Regions from separate parts of the Homo sapiens genome. Here region 1 is linked to region 2. Evidence: chromatin loops called from intact Hi-C (ENCODE). Cell type or tissue: PC-9. All regions are shown on one strand. Each heading gives the region's core, and the rest is flanking DNA. Links, peaks and the distances in the headings are about the cores only.

What was found. A loop is a pair of places that touch in the nucleus more often than their neighbours do. Peaks named below come from ENCODE experiments on the same cell type or tissue, not always from the same donor. Only the 100,000 strongest peaks of a DNase experiment are listed, where the experiment ranks them.
Region 1: it touches region 2 in a loop (4-fold over the local background); 3 of 110 quality-filtered maps call a loop at or near these places.

Annotation. Positions count from the first base shown.
Region 1 is chr2:237,480,613-237,487,136 of GRCh38, forward strand. LOC105373957 (a long non-coding RNA gene) reads right to left here. Exons shown (of 2, transcript XR_001739962.2): 1 at 6,199-6,524; 2 at 5,088-6,109. It also overlaps a transcript of MLPH not described here. Among named protein-coding and RNA genes, the nearest start is that of MLPH, 3.4 kb to the right of the region's middle. RefSeq lists an enhancer at 5,506-6,474. In PC-9, for the core only: CTCF peaks have their summits at 5,435 and 5,706; a DNase peak (open chromatin) is centred at 5,409; H3K4me3 peaks cover 2,045 bases; H3K27ac peaks cover 1,882 bases.
Region 2 is chr2:237,682,759-237,689,716 of GRCh38, forward strand. All of the region lies in intron 1 of LRRFIP1 (LRR binding FLII interacting protein 1), which reads left to right. It overlaps LOC124906128 (a long non-coding RNA gene), which reads right to left. Exons shown (of 2, transcript XR_007088145.1): 1 at 6,552-6,958; 2 at 3,616-4,295. Among named protein-coding and RNA genes, the nearest start is that of LRRFIP1, 59 kb to the left of the region's middle. RefSeq lists enhancers at 3,600-4,101, 4,011-4,080, 4,102-4,601. In PC-9, for the core only: a CTCF peak has its summit at 4,129; a DNase peak (open chromatin) is centred at 5,133; H3K27ac peaks cover 1,105 bases.

The DNA.
Region 1 (6,524 bases), core at 4,025-6,524, 200 kb before region 2:
CTGACATCAGACCAACCTGAGAGGTGCAGGCGGTAGCAGCTCGAGCGAGAGATCTTGTAACAGCTTTCACTGTGGGGAGGACATTAGCGTTACTGCAAATATTCTGCAACATTCATACAAGAGTTTAACGTGAGATATGAAGTGTGGCTTGTGTGTTGAAACTGAAATTAGGCCATCGCTATGAATTATGGAAGTGGAGAAGAAGCAAAAGGAATTGTTCCTGTAATGCCTAATTCGACCATTGTGACTTGGGAATGGGGTGATGCCCAACACCTGCTGTAGGGATGCCCACCACCTGGTATAGGGATGCCCACCACCTGCTGTAGGGATGCCCACCACCTGCTGTAGGGATGCCCACCACCTGCTGTAGGGATGCCCACCACCTGATGTAGGGATGCCCACCACCTGCTGTAGGGCACGATGCACTCAGGGCCTAACAGGGCTGCTTGCCACTGTTTTCCCCAGCATGGGCCCATGAGGGGGGCTCTGGTTTTGAATTTCTACATCTGCTCTTCACAGCTTTCCTGCTTCTGGCTGTGCCAGGCCCCATGAACCAGTCACCCCTGCTGTGGCTGTTGCCTGCCCCAGGCGCTGTGGAAATCCAGGCTCAGAGCCCCTTAGACCTGGGTTTGCCTCTGGTCTCCCCTCTCTGACTGTGTGACCTTGCACCAGTGCCTCAGCTTCCTTATCTGCACAACCCAGTTGACACTGGGGAGTTCAGATGCCCAACCCAATTGCTAATGTGCATGCCAGGCTCCCAGACCACACTTGCTGGGCATACCGTAGCCTTCAGTGAGGACTGGTTCCCTTCCTGCTGTCTTCCTTCATAACCACATGACCAAGATTTCCAGAAGTGGGTCTGGAAATTTTATTGCCTGAACTCATTCCCTTCAATTTGGACCATTTCTGCCTAATTCCTGAATCCCTGATGGTTAAAGCTCCTAATTAAGGTAATTTAGGTAAAGAGAACTGCTCATTGGCCCATGCCCCAACATGAGCTGAAGCTTCCAGAACCCCCAGAAGGCTGAGATTTCTGATGGTTTTAGATTCAAGAACTTCATTGTTCAGATTTTTCACTCCTCTTGGCTGGCCTCTCTGGTTCATTACAGCTCCCTTCAAGCACTCATCAAGATGTAGTTCTCTATGTGTGCAGATGAGGGAAAGCACATTGCCAACATAAGTGTGAGAGTCCTACACTTTCAAGCAGTCACACATGTGGGGTAGAAATTTAGGAATCCTAAATGGAATTCTGCTAAGCTTTGAGCAAAAGGGGATTACTTCTTGCTCTGTAGCACACGCATCCTAGGAGAGAAAACAAAGGGTGATCTTGGACCAACACAAGAAAGAGAAAGAGGCTGAGTTGGGGGCCACCATCTGAAAACATAGTAAGAGCCAATGAACGGCAACAGCAAGAGGAGAATGTTGGCCCACAAGCCAGCAGAGATCCCTGTGAGGACAATTCAACCCTCCCTCTCCCAGCTCCGCATTCTGTCATCCCATCAAGTCATTTCCCAAGAGACCCTGCTCTTCCAGGGAAGTGCTGTGAGCTCAGGCCACCTGGATGGTGGAGGGCAGAGCTAGCTCTGTTTGGAAAATGCCCTTCAGTCAAAGTTAAGATGAAGGCCAGCATCAAAATATGATATTATGGTTATTGAACAATATTTATTCAACACATATTTGTTGAGAGCCTACTATGCACCAAGCACCGTGGAAGGCAGCAGGACATCAGAGTGAGCATCGCAGTCCCTGTCCTCCCAGAGCTCAGAGCAGGGGAGCAACAGACACTAACCCGATAATCACACGAGCACGGGAGATAAATGATGGGCCTGATCTGCAAGAACATGCAGGAACCCCAGGGAAGCCGACAGTGGGCAGGGCTGCTTGGCCAGGACCTGATTTCTGAGGGAAGGACAGTTGAGTGGTGATCCGAACAGGGAGCAGGACTTGGACAGATGAAGGGAGGTTGGGTTGCAGGGTCATTCAGAAAAGAGCTGGAGCCCAGAGAGCAAGCGGAGGCAGCCAGGGTGGGGCTGTGCAAGTAGACCAATGTGAGCCCAGGGAGCTGCGTGTGTGTTCAGCTGCTTGGAGGGCAGTCACATGAGGCTGTGTGCTGACGAACTGGCAGGAGCAGAGTCAGGTGACAGCTCTTTAAAGGCCTAGGGCACTCTTGCATAACCCACGATCCCCCACCCAGCTGAACAACGGCAAAGCCAGAATGCTTCCAAAAATGGGGTCCCCCCTCCATTTTCCAGGTTTATTGGAAGAAAAAAAAAAGGATTCAGTGTCTGATGAAAACATATTTTCTTGTAATTTACAAGTAGTTTCCTGGATATGGCTAAGATTTGGGGCAATATTTTGCATGTGTTCTGTTTCCTGGATGGTTATCTCAAAAATCCAGAACCCTTGTTAGCCTAATGCCATATTGGCCCAGAGGGTTTAGACAGAGAGACTGAGGGGGACGGGTTTTAACTACTGCCTGCCAGAGAGCTGGAGCACCTGAGAGGGTCAGTGGATGGGAACTGCAGGCCTTTTCAGCACTAATCCTGGACTCTGCCATTGCAAAGGAAGCAGGCACGTCCAGACTCTGTGAGGCTCCTTGGTGAGCCAGAAACCTTCTCTCCCCTAAGGTTCCCTATCCACGTGCAGAGAGGAGGCTAAGCCCAAGGCCACCCCTCAGTGGGACTTGCCTGACCAGTTATCCTTGGAACTGGGGTATGCCCAGGCAGTGAAATTAAAGGGTGCTTCTCTGAAGCCCATCTTTGGTGGTGAGCTTCCTGCTGGCATGGCCAAGTGAACCATCCTTTCCTCCCTCTCATGCCAGCCACTAAGTCCCAGCAAAGGCTGAGTCTCCAGACGGCCACTATTACGACAAGGAAGTAGGGAGGGGACTCTGCTGTCCTCTGGTGTCCACCCACCAACCCAGACTTTAACAGTGTGGCTTGTGAGGCTCAGGGCTGAAGAGATCGGCTGCCTCTGACTCATTGTGTGATCTTGGGTAAACACCATCTGACTCTCTGGGCATCAGTTTCCTCCTTTAGAAAGTGAACAAGGAAGGGTAGGTCTCAGGGCAGGGTAAAACGTCAGGGAGGTAGAGGGTACCAGCGACGGGCACACTGGGGAGCCCTGAGAAGAAGCTGGGGAGGCAGGAATACAAAGATAAAATCTATTCTCTGCTACCATTTGACATTGTTTATTAAATTTTATTCTTTATTTATTTAGTTTTTTTTTTTTGAGACAGAGTCTTGCTCTGTCACCCAGGCTGGAGTGCAGTGGCACAATCTCGGCTCACTGCAACCTCTGCCTCCCTGGCTCAAGCGATTCTCCTGCCTCAGCCCCCGGAGTAGCTGGGACTACTGGCGCGCACCACCACACCCAACTAATTTTTGTATTTTTAGTAGAGACAGGATTTCGCCATGTTGGCCAGGCTGGTCTCGAACTCCTGACCTCAAGTGATCCGCCCGCCCTGGCCCAAAATGCTGGGATTACAGGCGTGAGCCACCGCGCCTGGCCTTATGAAATTTTAAATGTGTACACCCCTCCTCCAAAAATACATATTAATTACAGGGGGGAAGGGAGTAACTTGCCCATGGAGAAGGCTGGAAGACAGCACCTTAGTCTGGGGATCCCAGCAGCAGTAAGGAGACATACTGCAGCCATGCACCAGCTGACAGGACACAGGGAGAGGACCCGGCCTCACTTCTGCAAGATGATTCTCCCAACCATGCAAAACCTGAGTATAATCATGGGAAACAGCAGACCAACCCAAATTTAGGGACAGCCTAAAAAATAAGTGGCTTAATATTTAAATAGCAAAGCCATGAAAGTCAAAGACAGAGGAACTGATCTGATTTGAAGGAGACTTAGAAATGACAACTAAACAGAACATGAGATTCTAAACTGGATCGTTTGGCAACAAAAAATTACGGAGACAACTGGCAACATTTGAAAGGACTCCGATGATTAGATGATAGCAACATATCATGTACAGATGTTGATGGTTGGATTGCAGTTTAATAGAAGGTTGTCCTTGTTTGTATAAAATACACTAAACCCTCATGTCAGAAACTCCATCACAAATGGCTAGGGGAAGGTAGGGTTCTTTGTGTTATACTTGAAACTTTCTGTAATTTGGGGATTGTTTAATCATTTTAAATGTTTATAATTCCAGGGCCGGGTGCAGTGGCTCACACCTATAATCCCAGCACTTTGGGAGGCCGAGGAGGGTGGATCACGAGGTCAAGAGATCAAGACCATCCCGGCCAACATGGTGAAACCCCGTCTCTACTAAAAATACAAAAATTAGTGGTGGTGTGCGTCTGTAGTTCCAGCTACTGGGGAGGCTGAGGCAGGAGAATTGCTTGAACCCGGGAGGCAGACGTTGCAGTAAGCCGAGATCAAGCCACTGCACTCCAGCCTGGCAACAGAGCAAGATTCCATCTCCATTAAAAAAAAAAAAAAAAGTTTATAATTCTAGAATTTTCTCTTAAAATTGTATACATCCTTTGACTCAGAAAATCCAAATCTATAGGCTTTTAGTCTACAGATATATCAGTATGTATGTACAATGATATTCATGTGTCATCCTATGTATGATAGGTGTCAATAAGAATTATCTAGGATGATATTTATGGCAGAATCATTTAAATAGCAAAAAATCAAAAATTAACTGTCCATCAATAGAAGACTGGTAAGTAATTATGGTAACTCACACATTGGATACTCTGCAACCAAAAAAGGATGAAGTAGATCAACAGGAATAGTAATTAATATTTACCAAGCACTCACCACATGGTGTCTCACCCAAGCTGCAGGGATATTGATTCACAACACCCTTATGTGTAACTCCCATTACTATTCTCATCATGGAGAAGAGAGAAAAAAGTCAGTAGAAGATTCAGTAACAGGTCCAAGATGACACAGCTTGTGGGCCACACTCCTAGTTGGAATTCCGACTCTTGCAGTTGGTTTGAGCCCACATGCTTAACCTCACACACACACACACCATTCAGAAAGAATATAGAAGACACCATTAATAATGATTGCTTTCTGGTCATGGAGGTTAGTAATGGAATAAGAGAGAATTTGGCTTTTCATTTTATACTCCTTATATTCTTTACTATATACCTTATATATCAGCGTGTGTCAGTTGTATATTTTTTAAAACCACTACTTCAAATAAATAAGCACTAAAGTATTAAAAACATTTTTAAAAACTTCTGCCCTTAAGGAACTTAAGTCCCTACATCAACTCTTAAGGGATTTATTAATCTTAACAAGTAACAGTAAAGTATATGGCAAGGAGGTAAGGAAATGAAAAACATAAGCACCAGATCATATGGGATGTGGAAATACTGGCTTCAGTGTAAGCTTCACTCTATTCCAGGGTTCACACTCAACAATTGATGGTGTTTGGTAAGAGCACCTGTCTCAAAGCAGCCCAGGGGCCTGAAATACCCTGATTCACCTACAGTGTTCCCCTGGGCTCAGCAGGCAACAACATTCTTTTTTGTTCTTTTGCAGCCTTTTGAAAGCTGTTTACAAATAATCTAATGTGATATCACAACAATCCTATAAGGTTTTGATTCCTCTTCTGTTAAATGGAGATACTAGTATCTATTCATTCACCTAATGGCTTTATTCCTATCATTTTGCAGATAGGAAAACTGAATTGCAAAAGCGGTTCCTGGAGAACAGAATGTGAGTTTTTAAGTGACAAGGGAGAGGGAGGGGGAGGGAGAGAAAATTCTGAAGCGCCCAGTCTTGGAGGATGAGGGAGGAGGGCAATTCCCTAATGTCCATTGGAATTCGGAAGGACAGGCAGGCCGGGCGGACTGGAGACGGCGGCTCGCCTTGGGACCCTCTGAGCTTGCGGGCCCCGCTGAGCACCCAAAGGCCGGCCCTAGAGTCCAGGAGAAGAGCGCAGCGGCGCGGAGCTCCCAGGCGTTCCCCGCAGCGCGTCCTCGGTCCTGGAACCACCGCGCCGCGCGTCCTGGCTTCCACATCTGCCCCATTTGCCCGCGGATCTTGACTTTTTCTTGGCGGGCAAGGCCTCGGTCTCCTCCCCGCAGCAGGGCTGCCCGCGGCTGCGGGACCCTCCTGGTCCTGATGCCTGGCAGAATCGAAGGGGTGAGGGTACGCTCTCTGCAGCAGAAAGCCCTGGGCTTAAAGTCCTATTTATTATTTGGCGTTGCCACTTACTGGTCGGTGGCTTTGGTAGGGCGCGTTTCTGAGCCTCAGTTTCCCCATTTGTAAAGCCGAAGTACATAGCGCTTTCCCTGCAGAGTTAGAAATTTCGACGATGTGCCGCGCGCTCTAGAGCGCGCTCAGCAAGCGGGTCCCACCGTGCCCAAGGCAGGACCGCGGCGCGATGTCACCTATGCAAAGTCGCCGCAACTCACGGGAATCGCAGCTGTGTGCTCAACTTTCCCCTCCCCGCCGCCGTCTTTCTCCCCAAACTGGCTTGGGGGTCGAGTATCCGGGGCTCTCCCCCGCACTGGCGCTTCCCGCGCGGGCGCCCCAGGTGT
Region 2 (6,958 bases), core at 3,041-5,540:
CAGCCCTGCCTTCAAGTTCTCACTGGATGAAAGAAGAAGGCAACAGATGTTAGATGCCGTGTGCACATATTCCCATCTTGACCATTCTTTCTGTGCATGCTTTGCTGTGGAACTGTTGGGGCCCCATCCAGCTGTATAAGCTGAGACATGAATGTGCTTCCACAGTGTGGGCACCTCGGATGCAGGTACAGGCCCCTCTAGATCCAGGGCCACTTGGCAATGTCTGAGATATTTTTGGTTGTAACAGCTGGGGTGGAGAGCGCTGCCAGCATCTGGTGGGTGGAGCCAGGAACGCGGCTAGCCATCCTGCAATGCACAGGACAGCCGCCCACGACAAGGAACTGTGCAACCCCAAACGTCAGGGGACCCTGCTCTTTATCAATCCTAGGGTTTCCCAAAAAGCCCGACAGCACATTTGATACAGATGCCACCAACGGGGTGGAGACAAGGGGCGAGGGCTTCAGTGGAATCTCAGCAACTAAAATCAAGCCGACGGTCAGGTCAGAGAAGCATTTGGAAAGCCTCCAGTGCGTTTAGGGGACCACGCCCTCTCATCATGCCAAGGCAGCTGCCCAGTGAGGTACAGGGTATAAAGGTGACGTGGTCAGGAGTGGCTATTTGATCTCCAGTTATTCCAGAATTTCCACTCTCGTGCCAAGCATGTCTCTCCAAATGGCTGCTCTCTGGCGTTCCTCACACTCCCCCTGAAGTTCATCTAAGATCTTCATTCTTCAAAGGTGAGGCTTGTATGTTCTATGTCCAAGTCTTCTCTAAAGATATCCAATTTGTACACATGGAGAACATTTTTTGTACTCGAATAGTTGATGACTTTGCTTTGAGCTATCTCTCAAGGGCCAAAGTGCAAAAGGGCAAACCCTTCTATTAGAGTGTGGGTCTATGTTTTTAGTGTTATGCCGAAGTGTGTTTTAGCCTTTATTTTCCTTTATGGAAATTCATTTTCTTGGAAAGATCATTTTGGGGATGCTGTTTTAGGATTTCTGTACCTTCAGCTGGAAGGATGCTCACCGTTCCTGATGTTCATGTCTGCCCTTCAGTCAGGGAGCCTGGAAGCCAAGTTGCTTAGTGGCAGTGCTTTACTTTTAAGCCTTCGAATACATCTTGAGTACCTTAAACTTCTCTGTATGCTATGGGTACTGTTTAAATTCAGATTATGGAGTCCTATTCTCCCCACACTTCTTTTTTTTGTGAATGACATTTATCAATGACATTTGTAGCGTGGTGGATTCTGAAGTTTTCAGCTAGTAGCGTAAAGATTTATTTCATGGCTCTGACTGTCAGGAATATTCTCTTTTCTAGAATGTTAAACTCATAGGCAGGATTACTGAGGCAAAGCCACATAAATGAGGGAATCTCTGGAAAAAATACATTGCTTTTATTTTGTACTAAAATTGCCATTTTTTTTTTTTTTTTGGCCAAGTATAGTGGCTCACACCTGTAATCCCAGCACTTTGGGAGGCCGAGGCGGGTAGATCTCTCGAGGCCAGGAATTCAAGACCAGCCTGGCCAACATGGTGAAACCCCATCTCTATTAAAAATACAAAAAAAAAGTAGTTGGGTGTGGTGGCACACACCTGTAGTCCCAGCTACTTGGGAGGCTGAAGCAGGAGAATCACTTGAACCCAGGAGGCGGAGGCTGCAGTGAGCCGAGATCACACCACTGCACACCAGCCTAGGCTACAGAGCAAGACTATCTCAAAAAAAACAAATTGCCATTTTCTATTCCTAAGTATATATTGAAGCATTTGATTTATTTCTTCTCAGTGGGGTATACTGTTAGCTGGTGAATGCAGTTGTTGAGGATGAAGCTTATTTCCCCATGTCAGCATCTATTCTGAACATTTTAAATGAACTATTCTGAGAGCATGTATAGATTTTTTTTTTCTTCACAGGAGAGCTGCCTTAGGAGGACTTTTCAGAGTTTGTGCCTGTAAGACTGAGAAATACATAATGGATTTTAGCTGTCGTGTTTTTAGAAGGTAATTGGTAGATATTTGCAGTGCATTGTCTTCATGAAAAACAAAATTGGGCCTGGTGCGGTGGCTCAGACCTGTAATTCCAACACTTTGGGAGGCCAAGGTTAGTGGATTGCTTGAGCCCAGGAGTTCAAGATCACCCTGGGCAACATGCTGAAACCCTGTCTCTGAAAAAAAAAAAAAAATTAGCCAGGCGTGGTGGTGCACACCTGCAGGCCTAGCTACTTGGGAGGCTGAGTTGGGAGGATAGCTTGAGACAAGGTTGCAGTGAGCCAAGGTTGTATGTAGTGAGCCAAGATTGTGCCATTGCACTCCAACCTGACACTCAACAGTGTGAGACCTTGTCTCCCTACCCTCCCCCCCCCACACAAAAAAACCCCAAAAATCAGAAGTGGTTTTCTTAGAGATGCTTTACTGGAGGTGTTTGTGGCCATTTCCTTGGCTACTGTGTATAGAGGAGGTTACTGTGGTCACTCTGGTATGGACTTAAAAAGCATCAATTCTGTGGAACACACTGGGAAAGCGGATACATTTAGGATTGCTATAGACTTATTCCTAGACACTTTTTGAGATGAGTTTAATTCCAGAGTAAAATACATTAGAAATTATTTTAAGTATGCCTCAGAGTGTATCACAAAACAACATTTAATGGTGTAATGTAACGCCATGGAAGGGCTCTGAGCTCAGGTACAGTGCACCTTGACTGGGACACATACAGCTCTGAGGCAGGTCCTTCAATATTGGGTCCTCCTGCTCCTTATCCTCCCTCAACTCTGCCATCCACTCTTCCTGCACAGGAAGCTCTGCATCTAGTTATCTGCCCTCTCCTGGCCACTTTGGTGTCCTCATTCCCATGGAGCTCACAATCGGATCAAATCCTGAGTCAGTACAAGATGCCAGTGCCTGCAGCTCCCCTCCCCGCTCCCCACACCCAGCCTTTGGTCGGCAGCCCCTCAGGCCTTGCCCCACCCACTCCATCTTTTCTCACTGTCCTTTCAGCCTCCAGACAGGCTCACATCTCTTCCATCCTTAAAAACCGACAAACCATGAATAAATCTCCCCCATGCAAAGCCTTTTCCTTGGTCCCGCCTTCCTTCAAGGCTGCCGTCTACCATTTATTACACATGCACAAATCACAGAAAATGTTTAATTGCCAAATTTTAATGGCAGAATGTAATGACCAGTGTTTTTCTAGTTGCAAATTAAAGTCTTTCCTGACCTTGCTCTCTTCACTCTGTGGCTTCCAGGAGATGTCTCTATTTTCTGACTCTCTAACTACCCCTTCTCTGTCTTGACTTGTTCTTACACACCTCTTATCCTTCCCATGTAAGTGTCTCAAGGTTCCTTCCTTCAGGCTCCTTTCTGTTCTGTGCATGCTGCCTGATTTTATCATCACCTTTAACTAATCGGTAGTGTGTGCTGAGGTGCCTGTTAGACTCCTCCACTGAGGCTTTCTGCCTCCAATTCAAATTCAGTTCAATCAATAATCAAACCCATCACCTTCCTTAGAAAATCTAAAGAGATTTAAAAAGCAAAAACAATAAAAGACCTATTAGATGAAAAATAAGTGTGATGAATTGCTGGGTGCTAGGTAGTTATGAAAAAATATCCTAAAGACATGTCATTTTTAAAAGAGTTTCTATTCCCAATTGCTACAGAAGTATAAAATACTGAAGATCAATGAGAATTAATGACAATTCATCAAAGTCCTCCATTTTGTTAGGAAAACCATTCATCCATCTATCCATCTACCCACCCATCATTTATAAGGCACCTACCATGTTCCAAGCAGTGAGAACATGCTTTTAATCGGGAGAGCCCATTCATAACCTGGGGGTGGGGGCTGAGGGAGGTGGTGGGAGAGGTTCAGTACCCAGGTCACAGGGCAGCTGTGGGAAGGCTGCATGCTGCCATATGTAAGCCCGGCACTGGAGCTGTTGTGGATGCTGGAGACAAGCTCACTGTTGCTTTCCAGACGCTCTTGCTCTTCTGTCCACCGGAGGCAGTCAGGACCCTGGCCTGAGGGCCAAGAATACTTTGTGCCTGAGCTGGACCAGCTGGCCGTGGGGTACCACCTTCTTTGCAGACAGCAGGCAGGGTCTGGATCCCCTGCTTGATGCTCCTACCAGTGCCCCTAGTCTTACTGGGAGATCCGGCTCCTGGCATTGACCTGGGTGTGTGCCCTGCTTTGCCAGTGCCCCTGGAGTGGGAGGTGTGGTCACTGGTCCACCAGGAAGACAGCTAAGGGCATTCGTTGAGTCCACGTGATGACTTTCTGCTCTGAGTGAGGCCCCTGGATGGCTGGGAGGAAGGAAGCAGCTCTGCGTCAGGCGGCGTGCCGCTGGTGCATTCCATCATGATGTGCTAAGGGCTGAGGAGACCTGGGTTGAAAACCTAGCTTCGCTCTTCCAATGTGCATCTGTGGACAAGTGCTATAACCTCTGTGAGCCTCAGTGTGTGGATAAAGTCTGTTGTAAACTGAAAGGTGCTGTGTAAATTTCAAGTGATCATTTCATGAGCCACACGTATAACAGATGTGTTTTTAGATATTAGTCAAAGGGATCCAAATAGGCCAGGTGTGGTGGCTTACACCTGTAATCCCAGCACTTTGGGAGGGTGAGGCGGGTGGTTCACTTGAGGTCAGGAGTTCGAGACCAGCCTGGCCAACATGGTGAAACCCCATCTCTACTAAAAATACAAAACTAGCTGGGCGTGGTGGCGCACACCTGTAATCCCAGCTACTCAGGAGGCTAAGGCAGGAGAATTGCTTGAGCCTGGGAGGCGGAGGCTGCAGTAAGCCAAGATCATGCCACTGCACTCCAGCATGGGTAACAGAGCGAGACTCCATCTCAAAAAAAAAAAAAAAAAAAAAGAGGTGATCCAAATAAAGCAATAACATGAATGTAAGCTCATGGTTTGTAGAAGTAATTTACTGACATTTATTCTGCTGTCATGAGTATGGCTAGTGATTCACGTTCATGAAAAACAGATGTTAGGGCTCTGATTTAGAAAAATGACTTCATGTTAGTTATCTGACTAATGGGGAGGCTGAGAGCCACTGTGTCCTCCCCGTCTGCCCTCAGCCTTGTGTTGTCATCCCTGTAAGGGTTTGTCTCTGTAGCCCCAAACCACAGTGGGAGGCGCAGCTAGTGAACCTTGCAACAGACTAACACCATGGAGACAAAGTAAACCATGTTTGGGTGTGGCCCCAAATTGGCTAACTGTTCTGGCATTTTCTGGTTAGCTATGATTCTGATGTTCCTAGAACAAAATTAGACCATGCTACTGGCCTTTCGTTCTTTTCTCAGGAGTCTCCTATACTTCTGAGAATGGATTTTTAGATTTCAGACATGTAATTTTCATTGAGAGGGCACAGAGGAAGACAAAGTTATATCACAGGCCTGGCAACTTTTAAGGATGCCCTCTGAGGCAGTCAGACAAAACCCAAAGTACCCTCTCAGTGCAGAGATTCTGGGCTTAACCAGTGATGTCGGGAGGTCAGTTCTGTGTGTCTACAGGCCATTAACTGCAGTTTGGAAGGGGCCATAAATTCCAAGGCACTTGTTAGAAGGGGCTGTCCCTGGATCATCCTTACCAAAAGAAGGAGGAAGTCAAGCCCTGGTCACTGACCTCTCAGCTCTTTAGTTAAGACCCTGGGCCCCATGCTGGTATGGTCCAGATGGACCCCCTTTTTTTTTTTTTTCTTTTTTTTTTTTTTTTTGAGACAGAGTCTCACTCTGTTGTCCAGGCTAGTAGAATGCAGTGGCATGATCTCAGCTTACTGCAACCTCCACCTCCTGTGTTCAAGTGATTCTCATGCCTCTGCCTCCCAAATAGCTGAGATTACAGATGTGCACCACCACACCCAGCTAACTTTTGTATTTTTAGTAGAGATGGGGTTTTGTCATGTTGGCCAGGCTGGTCTCGAACTCCTGGGCTCAGGTGATCCACCCTCCTCGGCCTCCCCAAGTGCTGGGATTACAGGTGTGGGTCACTGTGCCTGGCCCCAGATGCACCCTCTTCCGAGGAAACCCCCCACCCCCCTGCTCAGACCTTTCCAAGGTGCCCTCGGGGTTTTAGTTTTGTCTTCGAGGTGTATGATTTAACGTTACTCTGCCAAGCCATCTTTAGAGCTGTGAGTACTGGGATGAACATTTTGTGTATCTCCATGTTTCTATAAAATGCCACCTTTCAGAGCCACACCCACACCCTGACTTCTGACCCGGCCTTCCCATGCGTCAAGTTTGTGGGTTCCAGTCACCCATTCACCACCCTCACAATTGACCTTGCTCTACGTTGAAAAAAAAAAAAAAGACTGGGGGTGGGAGAGGGGACTACCTCAGAAGGGGGCTTCAAGAAGGGGACTTTAAAGTTACCTGTATTATTTAGGTTGGCGTAAAAGTATTGCATTTTTCGCTGTTAATTTTAATGGAAAAACTGCAATTACTTTTGCACCATCCTAATAAAACTGGGAGGCAACTGTGGATCCTCTGCATTTTATTCCTGGGGCTCTGGGATCTAAAAACACCAAGAAAGATGTATTAGCATTCAACTTACAGTATAGACTTTGCTCTTGAGCTGGGGATGGTTCTGAGACTTCCACCTCACAGGACTGGCTGGGCTGAAACCCAAGTCAGAATGTAGCATCCTCTCATCTAGAAGGGTGTCAGGATGGCAGTTTTCTTTAATATGCTACTACTTAGCAGAATCAGAAACCAGCCATTATTTTATTGCTGGTAATGTTCATTTGTTCCTGGGACTAAGACTCATCAGCTCGCTGCTTCTTACTCTGTGAGTGTCCTGGCATGGTCCCCTCCCTGCCACCTACATCCTCTGCAGCAGCCCCTTCCCACAGCTGTTGTGGCAGGCAGTGGGTTTGTTCTCTTTCCTGGGCTGCCCACAGTCTTGCTGCCTGGCCCATCCCAGTTCTTGGTCTGGTGCCCAGCTTCCTTCCTGCTATGGAG